Linked DNA regions of Homo sapiens: region 2 is linked to region 1. The links are chromatin contacts, found by Hi-C or POLR2A ChIA-PET in ENCODE. All regions are on one chromosome and are shown on one strand. Each heading gives the region's core, a stretch centred on a gene start or an enhancer-like site at or near the end of the contact. The rest is flanking DNA. Distances are from core to core; before and after follow the strand shown. Region 1 has its middle 57 kb from the start of LINC02764. Region 2 has its middle 100 kb from the start of LINC02764.

Region 1 (3,727 bases), core at 881-3,380:
CAAGGAGGAGGGAAAACATGTCCCTAGTCCCATCTACCTCCTAAGTCACATTCATCTGCTCTAAGTCCCTCAGTATCTGGCTCCCTGGAGGCAGCACCTTCACTTGAAAACCAGGTGGCCCAATAAAACTGAAGGCAAACCTGAGAGCAGGGAGGTCTATCACAGGAGTTGAAAAAGGGCAACGGGGGTGGAAATCTTTTCTATCCAGCAGAAGAGGAAATTACTCATTTCCTTTAAGGCTAAGTTACCCTGTGTTAGGGTGGACTGCAGAACAAACTAACATAGGCAACAATAAAGCCCAAGCTGGAAAGCTGGGATAGAAACTCTGCCCCCAACAGGGGTCTGTAAATAACTGTTGCATGGATGAATGAAATGCATATGTGCGTACCATATTCTTCTAGCCCAAGATTTGATTTGGTTTCCATGTCTAGAGGCCAGATGCCTACTGGGAGGTCTTCCAAATCACCAGTCTTGATTTTTTCTTAACTGCTCTCAGGGGATCCAGGGAGTGATTCTGGTATCTGGCACCAGCAGCATGGCACTGTGCCCCGAGAGTATCAATGCACTGCTCATATTGGCTTAGGTCCATGTACCCGCTGAGCAGAGCCTACCACCCAGATGGTATAGACTTGGATTCCAGTCCACTTGGAATGGCCATGTCTTGCCAACTCCATCTCCAAGGGGACAGTCTGTACAGAACTCACATGCCAAAATACCCGGGAGTTTGCCAACCAAAAGGTGGTGAGTGGTCTTGTCCCATAAGCGCCACTTAAAACAGGCAGCAGATGGGAAACTGGGGCAGGAGGTGGAGAACAGCTGGATGATATTTGCTGCATAATAGCTCTTAAGGGATTTGAAAATCATTGTTTAATTTCCCTTCTCACCTTCTCATGTAAACAAGTGTCCTATATCAGGGGTGTGGAAATCAGAATTTTTGGTGGTTGACGCTCATCTTCACAGGCTCTGCAGCCACCTTCTTCCTGCCTGCCAATACACACACATGCATGCACGTGGACACACACAGACACGAGTGTGCACCGATGCACACATACGCATTCAATTCTGTCGACAGGGGCCTTATTTCATTTATTAAGTATCTAAAGCCTTGCTAGGAGCCTAGGCTTCCTCTCTGAAGTCTCTTTTAAAAATTAAATCTGGCTCTTTGGGGCTGCAGCAGGAAAACGGAATTTGAGATACAGTAATTCTAGATATTTATATCCTCCCATCATTTGCTCAGTTAGTCTTCTGCAGCTGCGGTTTGTTAGGGATTATCCCACCAAAAGGAATAACAGAAATACACATATTTAATAAGATTTTTTTTTCTCCATTTCTGTTTCTGGTTCTAAATAGGCACTTGGAGGAAGGGAAGCTCTACCATAGGAGAGGATCTCAGGGCAAGGAACAGTTGTCCAGCAGCACAGGGTTGGGGGTGGGAGGGGGGAGGGGAGGGGAGGGGACGCGCCTGCAAGGAGGGAGGAGGGAGGGAGACGGGAGCCTGGAAAAGCTGGAACTGGATCCTGGTCCCAATGTTCATACAGAGGAGAGGACAGTGGTTCTGCAAATGCCCCTTTACAGAAGAATTTAAAGCGCAATTCTGATTTCTTTAGCCCATGGTTTGAAGGCCAGGTGTTCTGTGGTCTGAGCAATCCATTACCTACCTTTCTTCATCACTTCTGGGTGGAGTTCATTTGGCCCCAAAGAGAAGTTCCTGATCTTGGAGGACTCTCCCTCTCTCACTTTGACTTCATGGAGCCTTTCTTCCTAGGGGTGGAAGGGCTGGCTGGTAGATACCTGGGTATGGGTTACCACACCTGCAGGCCCCAGGGGCGCACAAACACCCTTGGCCTCAATCCTGAATGACCTCCAGGTGCACAAATGCTCCAGGGCTACATTTCCATTGGCCTTTTGACTCCTATTAACAGTGTCCTGGGGACTTTTGGCTGGGGGTGTTATATAAATGTTTTTTGAGTCTCATCTGCAATAATCCCTCAGTCCAGGCAAGGGTTTATTCTTTCTTCTCTGAGAAAACAGAGAAAAAGACAAGACTTTTCTTCTCTTTAAAAGCTGTGCCCTTTCTGTTGAGAACCACTCACTTCAGCACTCTGCAATGTGGTGAATCTCCCCAGGCTAACTCCTCCTATGATGGGAGCTCAGCATAAAAATTACAGCTGCCTCAGAGGCCACCTGACCCTGATGCATCAATCCCTGGAGTGAGGCCAAATCACCACTTAAAATGACAATTCTGTACAAAGTGGCACAATGACATGTTAAAAATATATAGATGAATATAGATGTAATATGAAAATATGTATTTTTACTGCTCTCCCCATCAGAAGCAGGCATGTTAAAGGTATTAATCGGCATTCCTCTCCAGAGGGATCCTCTAGTTATGTGCTTTGGAAGCCAGACAGGAAGTGTGAATCATGCAGCAATGCAAAATTAATCCAGACAAAATGAAAAATGAAATGATGCAGCCAAGGTATCTGGGATGGAGGGGCCAGGAGGGTGAGAAGTCCTACCCTGTCTTCCCTGGCTCTCTGCGGGAGAGGAAAGGCTTTATTTGTAGGGGGTGGTTGCTGAGGGACCTGGGACCTCCCCAGAGCAGGATGAGTTGATATGTTCTCTCATTGCCGAGGAGTAGAATACCTGGGGAGGGAAGGTCAGTGCAATGGCCCAGGCTTCCAAACGGCTGGCCCTGACTTTGAGGGCACCTCGAAACTGGTTGAAAGCTTGGCAGGTATACCCGGAAGACACAGATGTGGTTCCTGTCCTCCCACCCCCACAGTGCTGGCTCCAGACATGTGCAGAGTTGGAGGTGACTCAGACCGTGCACGCACCTGTCCCCAGCAGATACTACTCCTATTGTAGGGAGTGGAAATTTCCCAGAGTAGATTCCTTCTTCAGAGGTGGGAAACACAGAAACAACCTTTTCTTTGTATCCAGATTTTTTTTATTTTTAAAAAAGACAAGGGCTCTTTCTGTTGTCCAAGCTAGAGTGCAGTGGTATGATCATAGTTCACTGTAGCTTTGAACTCCTGGGCTCAAACGATCCTTCCATCTCAGCCTCTGAAGTAGCTGGGACTACAGGTACATGCCACCACACCTGGACAATTAAAATTTTTTTTTTTTTTTTGTAGGGATGGGGGTCTTGCTATGTTGCCCAGGCTGGTCTTGTACTCCTGGCCTTAAATGATCCTCCCGCCTTGGCCTCCCAAAGCACTGGGATTATAGGTGTGAGCCACTGTGCCCAGCTTATTTGCAGATTTTAATTTCCTAAAAGCCTACCCATGGGTAATTCCTGAGTGTTTTTCTCAAATAACCCCTCAGTTCAGACAGGAGAGATAATCTTTTGTTCCTTCCTGTTTAAGGACAGAAAATGACTTTTCTTCTCTTAAAGTATCTTTCCATTGCAGGCAACTTGCTCTGGGTCTTTGTAGTGAGATGTGAAATCTCTGGTCCTGACAGACTCCATGGATCACATTTCTGGAGTGAAAGAGTAATTAGGTAGCACGCTTTAGTGTTTTTCAGCCCCTTCTGGGTTTACTGGCAATCACACTGCAGTTTTCTCTTTCTCTGTCAGCTTTAGTATTTGCTACTCTGTCTATATCCTTTTTACTCTTGTTTTAGTTTTTGGAGTTCTAATGTCTGTCTTTTTGAAAACTTTTAAATTCAGACATAACCTGCACAGAGGAAACTGTACACTAATCTCACATATACAGCCTCAATG
Region 2 (3,955 bases), core at 1,017-3,516, 42 kb after region 1:
CTCATTAGAGTTGGGTCATGGACACTCATCTCTGCTGATCTCTCCTCCAAAGTCCATTTGTTCATTGGATGTACTGTGTACAAACACTGCACTGGACATATGTCCTTTGATAAGGAAGAATTTGGGGGTACTGGCTGCCAGGAGAGGTTCCATTTCCTAACTACATCAAACTGTCTTCAAGGCTGTCCCCAGGTCCTCTCCTCTCCTGTCCTGAATTTGGGGAGTTAAGACTTCCAGGGTCCTTTGGACAGGACTCTGACCCAGGAGACAGGCCTCATGGCAGATACTGCTGTCCTGACTTCTAACAATAGAGTGAACAGCAGGGTCGGGTCCTGGAGATGGAGACTTGCTCAGGGTGACATGGCCCCCAAAGCCCTATTCAGACCTTTCTGGCTCAGGAAACAGTCCAGACATGACAACCCTTGAGGGGGCCCAGCAGAGATATCCAGTGGGGGCTAAATCTATTTGTAGTCAGTTTTCCCAACTGCGCATTTTCATGAAGCCTGCCAGCAAGGAGTGCCTTTTAAAAATCACCTGCATATTGTGCACATGTACCCTAAAACTTAAAGTATAATAATAATAATTTAAAAAAACACCAAGAAAAAAAAATCTGTGTAAGGAAGCCTTAGTAGGTATCTCCTCTCTCACCCCAGAGTAAGGACCGAAATCAATTCTCAGGAGGGGCCATGACATCTTCCACTTCACATCCCACATTCTATACCTTTCTCCAGGCCCAAATTGACAAGAGATAGGAAGGAAGTGAAGGGGCCACTGAAGCAAGGTGGATGATCAGGTGGCAGATACCAATGCTCACCTCCTGGGCTCCTGCAGTGCTGCCATGGTCCCTGATCCAAGAGAGGGCAACACTCCACAGACAAGATATATAGGGGCACACACACAGATACATGCACACACCAACAGACATGCAGACATACATCAACACACTCAAGACACACCCAAACACACAGTCTTTGTAGTGGACACTAGGATGCACTACCCACATATGCCATTAGTAATGAGGGACTTACTTTCCCTGCTGCTGGTAGTGCCAGAAGTCAGTCCTCAGCTGAGGGAAAGGAGACTGCCTTGCCCAGGTCACATCTCTTCCAGGGAAGCTGGCATTCAGTGGCTGGTTATGGAGGTAATGAGGGCCTGGTCTCCTTGCCCAGCTCGGGACATCAAGGTCATCCTAGCTCCAGAGTTCCCATGGAGTTGGCTGAGGCCTTCCTTGGGACTACATGTTAGCTCAAGTTCTCCCTCTGTACATTCTACTTTTGTCCTTTCTCTTCCACAGGCATTGGCCCCAAAGGCACCCCCTAAAAAGGTGCTAAACTCAGTCTCAAGGTCGCTTCTCAAAGGATCAAGAGTGCAATGCAGATACACACCCATAAACAAAGACACACACAGACATACTCACACACATACACAGATACACACACACATTCCTCAAGGAAACCAAAGAGTGAGAGGTAAGAAGAGAGTTTGCCCTGTGATTACAGCTGCGTGACACAATCACTTTTATGATATGAATTTATCAGGCTTTTTCTTTCAAATGTTCACTTTTTTAAATCCAAAGTGAACATTTCATTATTATAATGAGAGAGAGAAAAAATAAAGGTATTTGGAAAACTATTAATAAAACCAGCTCTTCACAAATAACTCTCTATGCACAGGCCCTAATCCTCTAAGAACTTGTGGTTTTGCTTCAGACCTTCTACTGTCTTTGGGAAAATCTCTAGTGTCCCAGTTTATCACCACCAAAGATATGCTGCATTCTTTCCTGACCCCCCACAAATTAGACCTTGAGTTTCAAAGATCTGGTCTACTAGCTGCACTTGTTTTAAAATTGTTATTCATCAAAAACACGAGGAACAGCTGATCAAAGTTCAGAAGCGCTCCATAGAAGTAACATTCCGACCTCAAGTGGATTTTATTCCAGCCCCAAACAGATAGGGTTTCTGAAAATAAGAAGGGCTTAGGAAACCTTATTCCTGCCGTTGAGGACCTCTGGAAATCATAGATTCTATATTTTCATACCCCTGCTTCTGGGCAAGGCTTCACCCATCACACAGATGTGGATGGTCTCCTCAAGGGACCAGCAAAGTTTTGCTCTTCCTTGATGGGAAATCCTTCCTGTGTGCAGCTGGAATTTCCACCATGAAACTTCAGTCTGTTTTATTGTTTTTGTGTTTTTGCTTTGACCTCACTAGGGGTCAGCAGTCTGCTAGCACTTCATCATTGTGTCATGGACTAAGTGAGAGCACCAGGGCCTTGGAGCTCCACCAACTTGGCTCTGAGTCCTGCCGTGCTACTAACTAAGTAGACTGAATCCGACTGGGCCTCTGCCTCCTCTTCCTTAAGATGGGATAACAATTATAACAGTCCCAGCTGTTGGAGGGATCAGGGTGATTAAATGAGAAGGCATTCCATAAACTTTGTCCCTTAAGCCTTCATTTCTTGGCCTTGAGTTGCAAATTCCTTCATCCTTTTATTTTTCTCCAGTCCTTCTTCATTCTTCTTTACTGGCTTTTGATTTTGTTTCCCCAGGGCCTGACACTGCAGCAGGCACGTGGTGAGTGCACAATAATTAGGTGTTGAATGACTGAATGGACAGATAGCACCAGGAGGGGTGCTGTAGAGGAGAGGCCTGTACTGAAAGGGAGGTCACCGCGAAGGTTCAATGGTACAGAGAATTGATGAACACTTTTTCTAGAATAGGAGAAAGACATCTCCTTTGTTGCTTTCCCCTCACCAACTTGCCTCTGCTTCCATCCCTTGCTCCTTGCTACTCCTTCATTCTCCAAGTTTCTGGCCCTCAATCTGCACGTACTGTGAGTCCCAGGTCTTTTCCTCTCCCACAGATCTCGCAACTCCATTCCAGTCTTTCTGTTGCTGCCTTCCGGGCTCAGCTCCTCCCTTGCAGACCCTGGGGAATCTGGGCGCCCAGACTGCCCTCTCCCATCTATCCTCCTTGGTGCAGCAGAGCCTTCCCTCTAAAGAGCAGCGCTGTTCATCCCTCTCCTTCCCAAGCCCTCTCCTCCCCTCACATGGCACACAGAGCCCTTTAAGACTTCCTGGCTTCCACTGCCCACCACCCCACCTGCACCTCGTGTGTCCTGTTCTCCATACACATCGTGAGCTTCCACATCTCTACCCTTTTCATTTGTGTTTCCTGTGCCCCAAAGGCCCTCTCACAACCTCCTTGCCCACCTAGTTACTCCTGCTCTCCTTGAAGATTCTGACCAGCACGGTCTCACCCAAGCCCAGAGTCTGACTTAGGGGCTCCACTTCTGTGCTTCCCCAACACCCGCTGCCTCCTTCTGTCATGCCACTTGGCACTACAGCATTGTGCCTATTGGTTCTCTTATTCAGATTCTCTGCAGGGACAGTGTCTCATTTCTTAGTGTGTCCTAGCACCTAGCACAACCTCTGGTATTTAGTAGAATCTCAATAAATATGGAGCAAATGAATGACTAAATGAATGAATGATTATATGAATCCTTCTCTGCCATTGCCCTTTTTGAGGCGCCTTGGTGTGGGACAGATCCTCACCAGTCAGACAGGCCCCACTGTGTGAGGGCAGCTAGTGAGTGTGGGAAAACCACTTTGCTATACTGAATTTCTTTTCAGCTATGAGAAACCAAGAATACACCAGAGGATCTCACTTCCCTTGACTCTCTTCTTGCTGCAAAGGGTGGCTCCAGGCTTCATATCTACCACTGGTCTCTTTTCTTGGGCTGGGGTTGTAGGGTGCAGGTGATAAGCCACTGGAATTCCCACATCCTTCTCTGTTTCCCTCCTGCCTACCTCCCCTCTCCTCTCTCTCTCTCTCTCTGGACCAGTTGCCGAGTACTCAGCGTCCAGCTTGCATAACACGAATTCTGTCATCTGAGTCACTCCAATTTCTGCCTGATGACTGAAGATCATTTCAAACATTCTCTGAGCTCAATTTGCA

What was found. A loop is a pair of places that touch in the nucleus more often than their neighbours do. ChIA-PET counts read pairs that join two places held with the same protein, here RNA polymerase II (POLR2A). Pooled maps may share reads with other maps.
Region 2: a loop to region 1 is called in a pooled map, with 2.1 times the contacts of the local background. The contact joins two enhancer-like sites. A Hi-C loop is called at or near these places in 2 of 168 maps with a recorded cell type or tissue (dorsolateral prefrontal cortex and gastrocnemius medialis) and 3 of 50 pooled maps. POLR2A ChIA-PET finds 5 or more read pairs at or near these places in 2 of 52 experiments (MCF 10A and T-cell).

The regions. Positions count from the first base shown.
Region 1 is chr11:112,610,986-112,614,712 of GRCh38, forward strand. No RefSeq gene overlaps it. Among named protein-coding and RNA genes, the nearest start is that of LINC02764, 57 kb to the left of the region's middle. Within about 2 kb of position 2,131, at least 8 of the 41 ENCODE cell types and tissues checked have a DNase peak (open chromatin) inside an H3K27ac peak, as active enhancers do.
Region 2 is chr11:112,653,330-112,657,284 of GRCh38, forward strand. No RefSeq gene overlaps it. Among named protein-coding and RNA genes, the nearest start is that of LINC02764, 100 kb to the left of the region's middle. Within about 2 kb of position 2,267, at least 3 of the 41 ENCODE cell types and tissues checked have a DNase peak (open chromatin) inside an H3K27ac peak, as active enhancers do.